Regions from separate parts of the Homo sapiens genome. Here region 2 is linked to region 1. A link is an interaction called in ENCODE POLR2A ChIA-PET data of the cell type or tissue named here. Cell type or tissue: IMR-90. All regions are shown on one strand. Each heading gives the region's core, and the rest is flanking DNA. Links, peaks and the distances in the headings are about the cores only.

The links. Peaks named below come from ENCODE experiments on the same cell type or tissue, not always from the same donor. Only the 100,000 strongest peaks of a DNase experiment are listed, where the experiment ranks them.
Region 2: POLR2A ChIA-PET joins it to region 1 with 5 read pairs; 3 of 35 experiments call an interaction of 5 or more read pairs at or near these places.

Annotation. Positions count from the first base shown.
Region 1 is chr6:56,987,748-56,993,132 of GRCh38, reverse strand. It overlaps BEND6 (BEN domain containing 6), which reads right to left. Exons shown (of 7, transcript NM_152731.3): 3 at 578-755. Among named protein-coding and RNA genes, the nearest start is that of BEND6, 35 kb to the right of the region's middle. In IMR-90, for the core only: no CTCF peak of the experiment used is centred there; no DNase peak of the experiment used is centred there.
Region 2 is chr6:57,095,588-57,100,972 of GRCh38, reverse strand. ZNF451 (zinc finger protein 451) reads right to left here. Exons shown (of 15, transcript NM_001031623.3): 3 at 1,832-1,912. Among named protein-coding and RNA genes, the nearest start is that of ZNF451, 8.1 kb to the right of the region's middle. In IMR-90, for the core only: no CTCF peak of the experiment used is centred there; a DNase peak (open chromatin) is centred at 3,162.

The sequences.
Region 1 (5,385 bases), core at 165-5,164:
TTTTCATTTTTTTTCCAGCCACTGGAGTATTTTGTGATGATCTTTCTTCTTTATATGTTTCCAGTGGAATGCTATTATTTTTATTATTTTCCCAAGACACTCTTCCCAACAGAAAAAAATGAAAATGTACTATATGGACTCTAATTCCAGTGATTTCATGAAGAATCACAATAAGCTCCATTTTCTAGAGATTTCCCTAGCAGACAGGGGTGACCTAAGTACATCATGAGTAACTTATCATATTTGCTCTGTCTTAATAATCTTTTGTCTCTAGGGCTTAGCACTGTGAGTCGTGTATATTAAATGCTCAATAAATAATCTCTTAAAAACTATTAAATGAATATAATATTTAGTATTTTGTAGGAGAATCTAAAAATTTTCAAGCCATAAGCTAGATCCTTCAATAGAGTGCTTTTGTATTTAAATTATATAATCAGTGATTTTTTCTAAAACTGTGATTTTTTGAGCTCCCAGAGGTGTGGATTTTCTTCTTCATTCTTGACAGCTAATTTGCAATACTTTCCACTGATCATATACTTTCCCTTTTATCTAAAATGTCAATTTTCTCAAAGTTTACCTTGAAGCATGACCAAAGACTGTCGAAGTCGGCTGTTTTCTTTCCGGGTGTTTGTTAGTTTTTCTTTCAGGCTTTTTATTTTGGCGCACAATTCTTCCTTTGACAATTCTGCTAAAGGCTCTTCATCCTCACTGGAGCTTTCACCAGGCAGAAAGGCATTTCCCGAATATGGGTCTCTCTAAAATAGAAGGCAGGCACAATAAAAGAAGCCTCATAGCATCTTTAATGGTTTATCTCTGGTTAACCATTGCATGTTGTTGGGACTACAAATTTCTTGTTCTCACAGGCACTTCCTGCTGCTGATCTAGCCCCAGCTTTGTCCTCCAGCAGGCAGAGGAACTCAAAATAAGGGCAGGACAAAGTTTCATGCACATATGCCTCTTGAGAAACAGAAACCAGGATTCTGAATTTCTGCCTAACTTCAGTGAAAAATACAAAGTAGAAAATTAGCAAAACAGAATAAAATCAACAAGACCACCATTCAAATCTGGTCTTCTCTGATATACAGCCCGGATTTGAGCAGAATGCCTCACCATATGAACCTTATTTCTTTCGCCTGTGAATACACACAGACAAATGATTTAATAAATAGAAAAGCTTAACAAGATGGCAGGGTATACCAGAGTTAGTGCTTCTATGTGCCAGCTACAAACAATTCATAACATAGTGTTCAAAAGGTTACTATTTATTAGAAGGACAAGAAGTACCTGTGGAGGGGAGTGTGGGGTAGTAGCTGACAGGGGACGTGAGGGAATCTTTGGGGTGCTGGTGAGGTTTTATTTTTTATATGGGTGTGTTCATTGTGTGATAATCAAGCTATACATTTTTTATATGTGTATTCTTCTGTATATATATTACACTTCCCTAAAATGTTTCTTAAAAATCTCCAGAAAGTGGCTGGCTGCGGTGGCTCACACCTGTAATCCCAGCACTTTGGGAGACCAAGGAGGGTGGATCACCTGAGCCCAGGGGGTCAAGACAGCCTGGGCAATGTGGTGAAACCCTGTCTCTACAAAAAATATAAAAATTAGCCAGGCGTGGTGGCACATGCCTGTTGTCCAGCTATTCTGGATGATCACCTGATTAAAGGGAGGTAGAGGCTGCAGTAAGCCGAGATGGTACCACTGCGCTCCACCCTGGGTGACAGAGGGATACCCTGTCTCAAAAACAACGTAAAAATTAAAAAAAAAAAACCTCCAGAAAGTAAATTTGTATAGATTCTCTTGACAGTTTTCAATCCCTAGAGCCTAAATATTCTGTATTTATGTTTAAATCCTGAGAACAGATGTCATTGACACACAACAAAAGATTTGCAAGAGCTTTATGAAAGAAGTAAAAAACAAACTTGACTGAAAGCTACCAAAGATAATCTAAATTAATGTAGAGAGACATCATGTTCAGAGATAAGAAGGCTTAATTAATTTATTTTTAAATGTTTGCAATTTTTTCAATTATCAATTTATTGTGTAACCATAATCATGGTTCATTATTTACAAGTAATATTGTTTTCATTAGATTGCAATATTATTGGTGAAAATGATAAAAATTATTTGTTGAGTGTCCACCAGGTATTTAGTGGTGTTGTAGGTACTTTACCTGTACGTTCATATGAAATGCCCACTTTATAAATGAAGAGAATAGATTCAGAGATACTGTCATTTGTTAAAGGTCATGCATCCAGTAAACGCTGGAGCTTGGAAGAGATCTCAAGATTGTCTGACTCCTGTAGGATCCTTAATTTTTTTAAAAAATTGATTATGCCAAAATTGAGCCATGGAATTAATATAAATTCAATAAAAATCTCAGAAGACATTTTGGTAACCTAATAAATTGGTTTTAAAATTTATATGGAAGAACAGAAGGCCAAGAATATCCAAAGCAATGCTAAAGAAGTATAAGCAGCAGGGTGTTTCCTCACAAATACAAAGGCTTATTAAAAATCTAGAAAACCGTAGGGTGCTGGTTCAGGGTTAGACAATATGACCAAGAAATAGAAGAGAGTGGCCTGAGGTCGGGTATGGTGGCTCATGCCTGTAATCCCAGCACTTTGGGAGGCTGAGGCAGGCAGATCTCTTCAGCGCAGAAGTTCAAGACCAGCCTGGGGAATGTGGCAAAACCTTGTTTCTACAAAAAATACAAAAATTATCCAGTCGTGGTGGTGCACACCTGTAGTCCTGGTTACTCGGGGGGCTGAGATGGGAGGATTGCTTGAGCTTGGTAGGTTGAGGCTGTGGTGAGCCATGATCACATCACACACAGCCTGGAAGACAGAGCGAGACCCTGTCCAAAAAAAAAAAAAAAAAAAAGAAGCGAGTGGCCCAAAATAGATGCATGCAGATGAAGAACTTTGACATGGTAGAGAAGGCATGGCAGCTTACTGCAGAAATGGGATCTGTTCAACAAATAAAGCTTGAAAAAACTGGTTAACCATTTGGAAAAAAAAATGAAAGGAAATGGATCTCTTATTACATACACACATACACACATGCACATACACAACTTCAGATGGATTAAGAATTTAAACATCAAAAACAAAAGTTTAAGTTTTGCAAGAAAATGTAAGTGCAGGTATTTTGAACTTGGGGCAGGAAAGAATTTCTTAGGCATAAAATCATTGATCATAATAGGAAAGACTAACAAATTCAGCTAAATTAAAATTAAGAAATTTTCTTCATTAAGGCACATTAAAGAAAGTGAAAAAACACATCACAACTGGTGGATATTTGCAATACTGTTAAGTGACAAATCAGTAAGGAAAAAGAAGCCAGCAATTCAATAGAAAATAGGCAGAAGACATGAACAAACATTTTACAGAACAGAAAACCCATAGGGCTTATAAATATATGAAAGGATGCTCAACCTCATTAACAACTAGGGAAAAGAAGATCAACATGATAAAAAGACATCATTTGGGGCAAAAATATGAATGGGCTTGACAAAAGCATAGAGTAGATGTAGATCAATGGAATTTCCTCATATTTCTGGTGGGAATGTAAATTGGCAGAACTACTCTGGAAAGCATTTGACATTATCTTGTAAAGTTTACCATTTACCTACCCTCTGATCTTGCAATTGATTTCTAGGTCTATACATAAGAGAAACTTTCAGTATTTGTAGTCTAAGACTTTCCATAACACTGTTGTTCATAATGGTGAAAACCTGAAAACAGCCCAAATTCCCATTGATAGGACAATGGGTAAATGAGTTGTGTTAGTTACAAGTTGGGATATTATACAGCATTGATAGTGAATAAATTATAGCCAAAATGAATTAATTTCAGTAAAATGTTGAGTAAGAAATGCAAGTTCCAGAAGTAAACAATATGGTATACTTTATGTAAAGTTTAAGAACAGATAAAACTAATGATACATTATCTAGATAAATATAGATTATATATCACATATGATATATAATCCATAATATATAATATATTTATATAGAAATGTATAATGAGACTACATTATAGTTGTGTATATATTTTTATAAAACTATTATTGTTATTATTTATTTATTTATTTACTTTTTGAGATGGAATCTCACTCTGTCTCCCAGGATGGAGTGCAGTGGCACGATCTCGGCTCACTGCAACCTCCACCTCCCTGGTTCAAGTGATCCTCCTGCCTCAGCCTCTTGAGTAGCTGGGATTTCAGGCACGCGCCAGCATGCCCAGCTAATTTTTTTGTACATTTAGTAGAGAAAAGGTTCTGCCATATTGCCCAGGCTGGTTTCAAACTCCTGACCTCAAGTCATCTGCCCACCTCGGACTCCCAAAGTGCTGGGATTACAGGCATGAGCCACCACGCCCAGCCTATAAAACTATTAAAACACAAGTAAATTAAACAAAATTGAATACGATTACCTCTAGAATGAGGCAGGCAGGGAATGGGGTAGGTGAGGAGTCTATAGGAAGTTATGAGTTTTAGTAATGTTTTAGGTCTTGGGATGGGCAGCAGCTTTATTGGAGATCATTGTATTTTTTAAGTAAAAAATAAAAGTTGACATGAGGCAATATATAGAGAATATCTTTCATATTGCATTGCACATAGTAAACATTCAATAATCATTTTTATCATGTTAGTATACATCATGGTTTCCTTCTTTGTAATTCTTCTCCTTTCTTCATTTCTCTTCGTATTTCCTATTCACAACCTTCTGACTGAGACTATGCTATTAGGTCAATTTTGGGGCTTATTGCATCAGAGAAGGTAGAGAGCAGATTCAGTTGAAAAAAAGCACTCACGGCTGGGCGTGGTGGCTCACGCCTGTAATCTCAGCACTTTGGGAGGCCGTGGCTGGCGGATCACGAGGTCAGGAAATCGAGACCATCCTGGCCAACATGGTGAAACCCCGTCTCAACTAAAAATACAAAAAATTAGCCGGGCCTGATGGCATGCACCTGTAGTCCCAGCTACCTGGGAGGCTGAGGCAGAAGAATCCGTTGAACCCAGGAGGCGGAGGTTGTAATGAGCCGAGATCATGCCACTGCACTCCAGTCTGGGCAACAGAGCAAGACTCTGTCTCAAAAAAAAAAAAAAAGAAAGAAAAAAGGAAAAAAGCATTCACATTTACCTTTTAGTTTAAAAAATAGTTTTAAAGGGCAATAGCAAGACAATTATTTGAAAACATATGCTTATAAGTTGTAACATTCAAGCTGTGTTGAGACAAAAGGATTTTCTGAAACTACCAAACTGGCATATATATATGTATATATATATCCAAATCTGGAAAATTGGAGTACAGAGTGGAATTTATAAGGATACAAACCTAGAAGTTTGTTGTTTAAAATTTTAAAGAATTAACCTGAGAGT
Region 2 (5,385 bases), core at 121-5,120, 110 kb before region 1:
GGAGATAGAGGATGGCATCCCGTCCATGCTGTGAAGCTGAAGAAGAATCTATACGTAAATTCTCTTTGACCTCAGAAGAGGCCAAAGATTCTTGGGGGACCAGAAGTGGAGATGAAGGCAGAGTCTGAAAATTCTGTGATGATTTAAGGGTCTCTGTCTCAGAGATCTTAGTATCTGAATTATTTTGATCATTTTTCTGGTTCTCCAATGGGTTCTCAACAGAGGAAGTTTGAGAAACTATCCTTTCTGGACTGCTGGAACAACTCCCAGAGAAGGAGCTGCTATCTCCAATGGGAAGAGGAACATTGCAGCTAGAGCACATTTCTGGGCGATGATTCTCAGAGGATGGCACCTTAGATTCAGGCATTCTCTGGGTTATCCACATGAACAAGAAAACCAAGGAAGAAAAAAAATATGCTTTTAATATGTTAACTTTCAAGTGCAGAGATTCATGTCCAGTAAGTAGAACTCAATTTTTAAATTATTATAATTAACAGTGAAAGATACAATCCACTCAAGGTCAGCAAAAGGAATCAGAGAAGTCAAATCCACAAGCTTCACTACCCCAAAGACCCAAAATCAACTACTGGCATTAATCTGGGACTCTGTTTATGAAAAAGGAGAGAGTAAAAACAAGCTCAGATCACGTGGTGCTATGCTGGCCTGCTGTTTGGTCCTGTGTGAGACCACTCATAAGAATAAAAGAAAAAAATATCCCATTCAAGATATGTTAAGTTCTACTCAAGATATGCAAGAAGCTAATGATGGCAAAGAGAACTTAAGGAAAGTTCCACTGAGAAGAAAAAAAATCTAAAACTCCCCCATTAGAGTCATTTTAGGCACCTCTGAAAATTCTGTCATTCACTGTCCACGAATAACAAAACTTCCCAGTTGTATAGTCCTACTTTATGGTTTGTAGTTATAAGAAGTTATAATTTGTTACCTCATTTCATCCTCACAACAACCCTGTGAGGTAGGTATTATTTGATTAAAAAACGGAGGCTAAAAGGTTACTTAATTTATCCAAAGTCACAGAATTTGTAAAGAGTAAAGCTGGGACTCAAACCCAGGTATTCTGATTCCAAGTCCAAGTCTCAATCCCCTATATCACAGAGCAAGAAGTTTGTGGCCACTCTGAACAATAACTAAGAGTTTTCTAATCCAAGATGAAAACAGCTCATTAACAGAAGTTTGGGCTAAAGCAAGGACAAATGAAAGGCAAGACTGTTACAAAGGGCTCAACTAGTTCAATTCTCAGAGCAAGGGAAGTATTGGTCCAAGGGTCAAACCTACAACCAGTACATCACAGGTAAGATAAATAACTCCAAATATGTGGGGCACAGACAAGGTTAAAGGGATGATGACTGAAGTAATATATCCCCTATAAACCCTTCCCCCACTTTCCATTCCTAAAAGGATCTCTACATATCCTTTTTTCTAAGAGAAAACAAATTTTCTGTGGTCATGTGGTTCTGGAACAAAAGAATCCTGTTGTATAGGGCACCTGAGGAGAGTAAAGGAAAAGAGAAGGGAAAGAGGAATCAATAAGCTTGCAGTTTTTATTCCATTTCCATTTTATCAGATATCACCTCTAAGGCTCTGAATTTCCCAGAGTCATATTATCATTTTTTTCATAATCTCATTCAAAGTAGAGGAAAAAAACTGGAAGTAGGAGATCTGGGCAAAGGACTCCTTGGACTACCTATTTTAGCCCATTCTAATAGAACTGGCTATTTCTAAACACAGCCTTCCCTGATTTGGTAACTCTCTTTAGAGAATACCTCTTAAAAGACACAAGTGAAGAAACACAAATCAAATATAATGTACTTACATCAGTATAAGAGGTGCTAGGCTCTTCATCATCACTGCTGACCAGATCAATGTATTCAAGAACAGGTCGTAATGGTCCTTCCTATAAACAATCAAGCAAATTTAGAAGTCATTAACAGTTATTCAAACCAAATTAGCATTTAAACCTACAGTGTTTTTTTTGGTTGGGACTGGCAAGAATTACTCTGAAGAGGGAGCTTTGTGGGTAGCAGAAAATAACCAGAACAAAAGCAGCAGAGGAAAATATTCAAAATATATAAATGTAAAATGATGACAAGACCTAAAAGGAAGCACCTACACCCCTGTAGAATATTAGGGCCATGTCAATTACTTGGGAAAGGAAAATTAATATAAGAACAGTGCTACAAAGACACAAATATTATAATCCAGTGCTTTACACCTAGAATTGGTATCAAAAGTCTGTTAATATATCCAAGTTCAAAAATGAATTGACTTATAGCTCAGCTTCATCATCCACCACTGCAGAGTCAAGCATCAAACCTGAATTCTTTTCCATTCTTTCTTTCCATCCATGCCAATTTCTTCATCAACCAGGCCTTGAATGTCAGGCTTAAAAGCCTAGATTTTATTCAATAGGCAAAAGAAAATAAAAAATAATAATAAGACAATAACATGAGAACTGTGCTTCAAGATCAATCACATAGAGGAGTATGGAGAGCAGGGAAAGCAAGATAATCAGTATAGGCACATGACAATGCAGAACTAATGGTGGTGATGGCAAGAAGAGTATGGTAGTGGATATACAAGAGAATACAAGTAAAATGGAAAACTAAAAGAGATTGATTATTAGGCCAGGTGTGGTGGCTCATGTCTGTAATCCCACCACTTTGGGAGGCCAAGGTGGGGGATCACCTGAGGTTAGAACCATGCCTGGCTAATTTGTGTACTTTTAGTACAGATGGGGTTTTACCATGTTGGCCAGGCTGGAGTTCGAGACCAGCCTGACCAACATGGTAAAACTCCATCTCTACTAAAAATGTACAAATTAGCCAGGCATGGTGGTGCGTGCCTGTAGTCCCAGCTACTCAGGAGGCTGAGGCTGGAGAATTGCTTGAACCTGGGAGGCAGCAGTTGCAGTGAGCCAAGATCACGCCACTGCACTCCAGCCCGGGCAACAGAGCAAGACTATCCCAATAATAATAATAATAATAATAATAAATATATAAATAAAAATAAATTTAAAAGATTATTTAAAAAACAAAACAAGGAGTCAGTGATCTCTAAGTTTTTAACCTCAGGTGACTATAAGAATAGTAATGCCAATAGTATAACTTTGGAAAGCAGAAACAGAAAGCTGACATTCCTATGGGCTGAAGTAACAGTGGTACACAGGGTGTATCTAGCAGACAGCTGGAAATGCAGGCCTGTAATCTGGGAAGTATGAACATACCTGGAAATAAAGACTTGAGAGTTGCTCCCCTAGAAGACTATTAAACTCTAGAACTAAACTGAACTATCATATTGCCTCAATAAAAAGCTGTCAGTGTTAAATGTGGCCAGAAACACGGCAACAATAAAATGCCACTGAATGTGGCAACCAGACATTTTTAAATGTCTTTGAGAGAGCAACTTTCAAGAAAGTAGTGAGCACAGAAGCCAGGCTCTAAAACACTAGAGAATGCAGTAGAAAAGGCCATATTCTTTTGAGAAATCCAGTATGTTGGAAACAAAAGAAAGGAACACAGAAGAAATAATAGCTGAGGAAAGGATTTTGTAGGATGTAGAAAGTTGACTGCTGGAGACAGAAGCTGAGATCTAGGTAATGATCTTCCCTAGAATAGGCATCCAGTCTCAAAGATAGCTTCTTTCTCCCCTAGGCTATGACTTCTGCTCAACCAAGAAACTGCCATCTTTTGGGTACTAATTCAGATACCAAGATAAAACAAGAGGGCAAAACTGGGCAGGGATCTGTAGCAAAGGAATTGAGATTTTTGCTCAAACTATAAACACGGAAGTAAAAATTAAAGAAACAGAGGAAGCAATACTCTCCAATATATGGTAAACAGAGCTGAATCACCTACTTTAAAATCTACATCTGGTATGAAGAATGTAGGCCATGCACGGTGGCTCACACCTGTAATTCCAGCACCTTGGGAGGCAGAGGTGGGTAGATGACTTGAGGTCAGGAGTTCAAGACCAGCCTGGCCAACATGGTGAAACCCTGTCTCCACTAAAAATAGGAATAGGGTGTAGTGGCGGGCACCTGTAGTCCCAGCTACCCAGGAGGCTGAGGCAGATGAATTGCTTGAACCCAGGAGGCAGAGGCTGCAGTGAGCTGAGATGGTGCCACTGCACTCCAGCCTGGGCAACAGAGCAAGACTCTGTCACAAAAAAAAAAAAAAAAAAAAAAAAAAGACTGAAAATTGTATGTTCGATCCAAGAAGAAAAATTAAAATGATAGCTTTTCCCATTGATATAATCATCTTACTTTGCTCTCTACAAGAAATATGCATTAGGAACCTTCATTATAGGTCCACAGAAATAGCAGAACACAAAAGCGCCCCCCTACCCCCCCGCCCCGGTAACCAGAAATACACAGAGGCAGAGTTCCCATGCACAGAAAGTAAAGAAGAAGATGAAAGATGACAGGATGCAAGGTAAAAAGTAAAATGGGCTGGAAAAAAATAAGATAAACAGGCTGGGCACGGTGGCTCATGCCTGTAATCCCAGCACTTTGGGAGACCAAGGTGGGCGAATTGCCTGAGGTCAGGAATTTGAGACCAGCCTGGCCAACATGGTAAAACCCTGTCTCCACTAAAAATACAAAAAATTAGCCAGGCATGGTGGTGGGCGCCTCTAATTCCAGCTACTCAGGAGACTGAGGCAGGAGAATTGCTTGAACCCGGGAGGCAGAGGTTGCAGTGAGCCAAGACTGTCCCACTGCACTCCAGCCTGGGTGACAAGAGCGAAACTCCATCTCAAAAAAAAAAAAAAAAAAAAAAAAACAGAAAGAAAGAAAGGAAGAAAGAAAATGATCAAAAACATAATTTAAAAATAGCTGCAGGCAGGATGGCTCATGCCTGTAATCTCAGCACTTTGGGAGGCCAAGGCAGGTGGACCACATGAGGCCATGAGTTCGAGACCATCTGGGCCAACATGGCAAAACTCTGTCTCTATTAAAAATACAAAAATTAGCTGGGCGTGGTGGTGTACATCTGTAATCCCAGCTACTCAGGAGGCCGAAGAACAAGAATCGCTTTAGCCCAGGAGGCAGAAGTTGCAGAGAGCTGAGATCACGCCAGTGCACTCCAGCCTGGGCAACAGAGAGGGACTCTTGTCTCAACAACAACAACAACAACAACAACAAAAAAAAAAAGCTGCAGTAATATTTAAAGGGAAGGAGTAAGGACAAATAAGGTTATCAGAAATTTATTCTTGCAGTGAACCATTAAACCAATATGCAAACATTTTTCAACTACTGAAGAACAATAATTTTATATGATTCACACTAAGAGAAAAGAAAAAAAGGAAAATATGGATAGAAAATCCAGACGAGCGTGGTAGATCACGCCTATAATCCCAGCACTTTGGGAG